Linked DNA regions of Homo sapiens: region 2 is linked to region 1. Evidence: read pairs that join two places in POLR2A ChIA-PET (ENCODE). Cell type or tissue: GM12878. All regions are shown on one strand. Each heading gives the region's core, and the rest is flanking DNA. Links, peaks and the distances in the headings are about the cores only. Region 1 overlaps ENTPD1 (ectonucleoside triphosphate diphosphohydrolase 1). Region 2 has its middle 3.3 kb from the start of TCTN3.

Region 1 (2,917 bases), core at 288-2,787:
GTACAGTAGTCAAACTCAGGAAATCTAACACTGATAGAATACTTTCAATTGTAGTCCATAATCAAATTTTGTTAATTGGTCAAACAATTGTTATCATAGATTTACTTTTAACCTCAATTACGCTCAATACTATATTCCTCATAAGTTCTTAGATTCTCTAACAGTGCTTCAAATAATAATGACTTCATGCTCTTAATGCAATTAAGATTCATTTAATTCAATACAATTGTCTGTTGTCTATTTACCTCTACTCATATTTTGTATGTTTTTGCAGTTCATATTTTGATAAAATATTGAAATAACTCTTTTTATCTACTTTTTTAGTCCTAAATTCTGTTCCCCCTTCTCATTTGGCTGATATATTTTGTCCATCTTTATTTTTAATCTTTCTAAATCCAATTTGATTCTCTGTTTTAATAAAGGAATGTAAACAGTTCACATTTATTTTATCTGCCTTTTCTCATTTTATTCTCTTTAGTGTTTAATGTTTTTTTCTGTTATGCTTTTTGCTATACAGACTCTGGACTTTGTTATTTGTTTTTATATTTCCACAAAGCTGTGAATAACGGACATCTTACTTTTAATTGTACTTGTAGCAATCTTTTTTTTTTTTTTGAGGCAGGGTCTTGCTCTGTCACCTAGGCTGGAGTGCAGTAGCATAATCATAGCTCAATGTAACCTTGAACTCCTGGGCTCAGGTGATCCTCCTGCCTCAGCCTTCTGAGTAGCTAGGGCTACAGGCGTGCACCACCATACCCAGCTGATTTTTTATTTTTTGTAGAAACAGGGTCTTGTTATGTTGCCCAGGCTGTGGAAATAAAAGAAAAGCATTCCATCCTGGCTAACATGGTGAAACCCCATCTCTACTAAAAATACAAAAAAAATTAGCCGGGCGTGGTGGTGGGCGCCTATAGTCCCAGCTACTCGGGAGGCTGAGGCAGGAGAATGGTGTGAACCTGGGAGGCAGAGCTTCAGTGAGCCGAGATCATACCACTGCACTCCAGCCTGGGAGACAGAGCGAGACTCCATCTCAAAAAAAAAAAAAAAAAAAGAAAGAAAAAAGGAAAGCAAAACATTCCTGAGCTTAAATTTATCTTAATATCAAAGTGAAATTAGTAATTTTTGACCCCATTATGAGAGAAGGATTAAGAGTTTTTGTGTCCCTGTGTCCTCCTTTTTCTTATTTTAAATATTTAATTTGATAATATTATAAATTCAAATAGTAAAAATTATGTTAGTCACTTATTTCACAGGATTTTTTCTCTTTATTTGGATATTAATAATCAAATTCATCCATCCATGAATTTAATGAATTTTAATATAGTTCTTATCTCACTATGCCTTTCCCCATTCTTGGGACCCTAATCTTGATTCCTTTCATAATGATCTAGTAAGCATATTAATTTTTAGAAAGGGGATCAGTGTTATAAAAGAGAGACAACTTCTCTTAAATATAGCAATCTTTCCCCCTCAAGTCATTGGAAATATTCCTCCATTGTCTTGAGAAGTTTGATGCTGTAAAGAAGTTGCTATAGTTTGAATATGTCCCCCCAAAAGCATATGTTCAAAACTTAATCCCCAGTATAACAATGTTGGGAGGCAAGACCTACTGGAGGTGCTTGGGTCATGAGGGCTCCACCCTGATGAATGGATCAATGCCAATAATAAAAGGACTTGAAGCTGTGAGTTTGTTCTCTTGCTCTTATGCTCTCTTGCCCTTTGCTTTCTGCCATGGGATGACACAGCAAGAAGGCCCTTGCCAGATGCTGGCCCCTTGATCTGGAACTTCCCAGCCTCCAGAACTGTGAGCCAAATAAACTTCTGTTGTTTATAAATGACTCAGTCTGTTGTAGCAGCACAAAACAGACTCAGAAGTTGAGGACAACTGTTTTTTAGCCTGAATGGTTTTTGTTCCCCATTTCTGAAATTTACAACTTTCACAATAAGATAACTGGGTATAGACTTCCTTTCAAAAATTTTTGCCTGGGATATGGTAAACCCTCTTGATTTCCAAATTTAGGACTTATTTAGGAGCAAGAAAGATTTCTTCTGTCACAACTTTGATTAATGCTGCTGTTTTGTTTGTTTGTTTTTTTCTTCTTCAGGGACCTATTTGGATCTCTTATCTCTAAATTGCCTGCCTGTGGCCTGCCTGCCTGCCTCCTTCCCTCTTTCTTTCTCTTTCCCTCTCTTTCTTCTTTCTTTCTTTTCTTTTTTCTTTCTTTCTCTCTCTCTTTCTTTCTCCTTCCTTCTTTATTCCTTTCATTTTCTTCATTTATTTTTCATTGCATTCTGAGACTATTTTCCTAAGAATTTCCTCTATATCACTGATTCAATTTTCCTTAACTATCTCCCATATAAACTTTCATTCAGTTACAGTGTTTTTGGCTTCCATGAAATCTTTTATTTTAGCTTGTTTATGGCAACATCCTCTTGTACAGAGTTCAAAAAAACAAACGATTTCCATCTATTCCTGCTTCATATCTATTTTAGAGGCAAGCTTTTCCTTCATTGTTCTTTCTATTTTCTTGCAAAATTTATTTAATCTAAGGCCTTATCCTTGAAAGAAAAGAGATTCCTTTTGTATGTATGTATGGATGAATGTGTTTTTCACCTTATCCTAAAAAGTATTTAAGGATGTATTAGGGGAGATTTATCCCAGTCTAACGTTGATATGGATGGAATGCATAGTCTGCCCATGGCTCCCTTAGGTTCTGTTCAGGTCTTGGAAAAATGCAATCACCAAATGCTAGATCCCCATCTAAGTATGAGAAGACATCTAAATCCTCCAGGCAGAAAAGTTCACTCAGACCCAGGAAAGAAGGCAAAAGTCTCGCCATGTACAGTAGTCATGTTCCAGAAGATAGAGTGACTAGGGCTGTCAGAGTTCTGTCAATATGGTTGTCCAGAGGCATAA
Region 2 (2,917 bases), core at 291-2,790, 71 kb before region 1:
TCCAAAAATAGTGAGTTTTGTCTGTTTTGTTCATTGAAATATCCCCATGCCTAGAACAGTGTCTGGGACATGTTAGATGTGCATTAAATATTTTAAAAATATATTAAAAATTGTTTTGTTGAACTCTTTAGAATTAATCCTTAGGAATATTTTTAGTTTATTTTATTTCAGGATTGTATTTCTTTCTATAAAATTTCTTCTTTTTGCAACCAATTTACCATGTAATGATCTTTCTATAAAATTTCCATTGTACATCTGATCAGAGACTATTTTAGATTTCAAAGTTTGGAATTTAAATGGCAACTCTCAAATAGTGTTAAATTATTTCTGAATTTATTAGCGTTGGCAAAAGACTGTTGGTTGAAGTAATTTTAGAGATGAGTGATAAGGAAGTAATGTTTCCGGATCTTTTTGAGTTGCTTTTTCTTATTTTTGAATTTTAACACAACTTTTTTTTAGAAAAGTTATTTTTTTCTCTTTTGTTATAGTTAAGCAAAAAGATTATTTGTATTGCTGTTTTTTAAACTTGTTTTATTTATTGATTTAATTAATTAATTAATTAACTTATTTGAGAGAGTCTTGCCCTGTCACCCAGGCTGGAGTGCAGTGGCGCCATCTTGGCTCACTGCAACCTCCACCTCCCAGGTTCAAGCAACTTTCCTGCCTCAGCCTCCCTAGTAGCTGGGACTACAGGTGTACCCACCACACCCAGCTAATTTTTGCATTTGTAGTAGAGACGGAGTTTCACCATGTTGGCTAAGCTGGTCTCAAACTCCTGACCTCAAGTGATCTGCCTGCCTCAGCCTCCCGAAGTGTTGGGATTACAGGCATGAGCCACCGTGCCTGGCATGTATTGCTGTTTTGTATTTGTAAGAATCTCTGTAATATAGAACTCTCAATACTTTTGAGATCCAGTATTAAAATCTGAAAGATAATTTTGTGGATGAAGAATGAAATTTATTCACATGTGTCATGCAGATGTCAGGTTTAGTATGGGGACCAAGTCTTAAATTGAGATCATATAATATCATCTCAGAAGCAGAGATTTCCAAATTAGATCATATGATACTAGCAGTTGTCTGTGTTTGGGATTAAAAGAGTTTAATATGTAATTGGAAATTTAGCAAGGAGATTGTACTGAGATGGCAGACAACAAGTTCTGTCCTTTTCCCACTTCTCCCCCCTTTTCCAAAAATCTCTGAAAATTACAGAAAACTTAGATACACACACACTTGTGCATACATGAACATGCCCAGAATTGAAATACATGAAGGTGTGCTCTCATGGGCCAGACATTATAAGAATACTTGAAAAATAGAAGGCACATGGGATGGAATTGAAGGTGGACAAACAACAGTTGCATAATAAAGGCCTTATACAGAAATGGAAGTGACTCTTGGAGTGCTCTAAGCACACAGAAAGAAGGTATTTGTTATCAATAGTGGCCCTTAGACAATTCTATGAGTTATTGATTGAAGTACCACTGTAGGAAGAGCCAGGTCAGCCTCTCAAGCTTATCCCTACTTGTGCTTGCGGTGGATAGCAGAAGAATTTTCCCCTAAAGGTGGTGGTGGGGGTGGCGGGAGGCAGTCCATGTATACTTTTACTGAAAAGGCAGGACAGTGCCCTGGATGGCTTCTGACATTTAGGAGGAAGAGAGAGGCCCCACACGTTGAGACTGGTCCTAGCCCACTACTAGGTTTGCGTGTCTCCTCCAAAATTCATTTCAAAACTTAATCCCCAATGTGCAGTATTGAGAGGTGGGACCTTTAAGAGGTGATTTGATCATGAGGTCTCTGCCTTCATGAATGGACTAATCCATTCACGGGTTAATGGATTAATGTGTTGTCATGAGAGAGGAACTGGTGGCTTTACAAGAAGAGGAACAGAGACCTGAGTTAGCAAGTTAACACGCTCAGCTTCCTCACCATGTGATGCCCTGTGCTGCCTTGGGATGCTGCAGAGAGTTGCCAGCAGCAAGAAGGTTCTTAAGAGATGCCCCCTTGACCTTGGGCTTCCCAGCCTCCACAACTGTAAGAAATGAATTCCTTTTCTTTATAACTTATCCTGTTTCAGGCATTCTGTTATAAGCAACAGAGAATGAACGAAGACAGAAAATTGGAACCAAGAAGTGGGATTTTGCTGATGACAAATACCTGAAAATGGGGAAGCAGCTTTGGAACTAGGTAATGAGCAGGGGCTGGAAGAGTTTGAAGGAGCAGGCTATAAAGTGACTGTATTTCAGTGAATGGAGTATTAAGGGTGATTCTGGCGAGACTCAGAAAACAAAAAGACAAGGGAACATTTGGAACTTCTTAGAGATTTGTTAAATGATTGTAACCAGAATACGGATAGAAATATGGACAGTAAAGGCCATTCTGCTGAGATTTGAGATGGAACTGAGGAAGGTGGTATTGGAAAATGGAGTAAAGGCCATCCTTGTTATAAATTGGCAAAGAACTTGGCTGAACTGTGTCCATGCCTGAGGGAATTGTGGAGGGCCAAACTTGAGATTAATGAACTAGGGTATCTAGCAAAAGAAATTCCTAAGCCAAATATAGAAGGAGCTACATGATTACATTTGACAACTTATGCTGATATTCAGGAGCAAAGGAATAATTTAAAGGTAGAATTTATCATGAAAAGGGAAGCAGAGTGGAAGGATTTGGATAACTCTCAGCCTGACCACATGAAGAGTAAAAAAGCACGTTCAGCAGAGGAAACCAAGGGTGCAGCCCAGTGACTGTTTGCTAAAGAGATTAGTTTGGATAAAAGGGAGACAGATACCATTCCTTTAGACAAGGGAAGAAAGATCCCAAAGGCATTTCAAAGATCTTAGAGGGTGCCCCTCCCATCACAGGCCCAGAGGCATAGGAGGACAGAATAGTTTCAGAGGACAGGTCAGGGTACTCTCCAC

What was found. Peaks named below come from ENCODE experiments on the same cell type or tissue, not always from the same donor. Only the 100,000 strongest peaks of a DNase experiment are listed, where the experiment ranks them.
Region 2: POLR2A ChIA-PET joins it to region 1 with 5 read pairs; 4 of 35 experiments call an interaction of 5 or more read pairs at or near these places.

What each region holds. Positions count from the first base shown.
Region 1 is chr10:95,766,283-95,769,199 of GRCh38, forward strand. The region is part of intron 1 of ENTPD1 (ectonucleoside triphosphate diphosphohydrolase 1); the gene reads left to right. The region is part of intron 5 of ENTPD1-AS1 (ENTPD1 antisense RNA 1); the gene reads right to left. Among named protein-coding and RNA genes, the nearest start is that of ENTPD1, 12 kb to the left of the region's middle. RefSeq lists an enhancer at 1,665-1,744. In GM12878, for the core only: no CTCF peak of the experiment used is centred there; a DNase peak (open chromatin) is centred at 1,834; H3K4me3 peaks cover 1,556 bases; H3K27ac peaks cover 2,500 bases.
Region 2 is chr10:95,695,731-95,698,647 of GRCh38, forward strand. It overlaps a transcript of ENTPD1 not described here. Among named protein-coding and RNA genes, the nearest start is that of TCTN3, 3.3 kb to the left of the region's middle. In GM12878, for the core only: no CTCF peak of the experiment used is centred there; a DNase peak (open chromatin) is centred at 1,851; H3K27ac peaks cover 1,147 bases.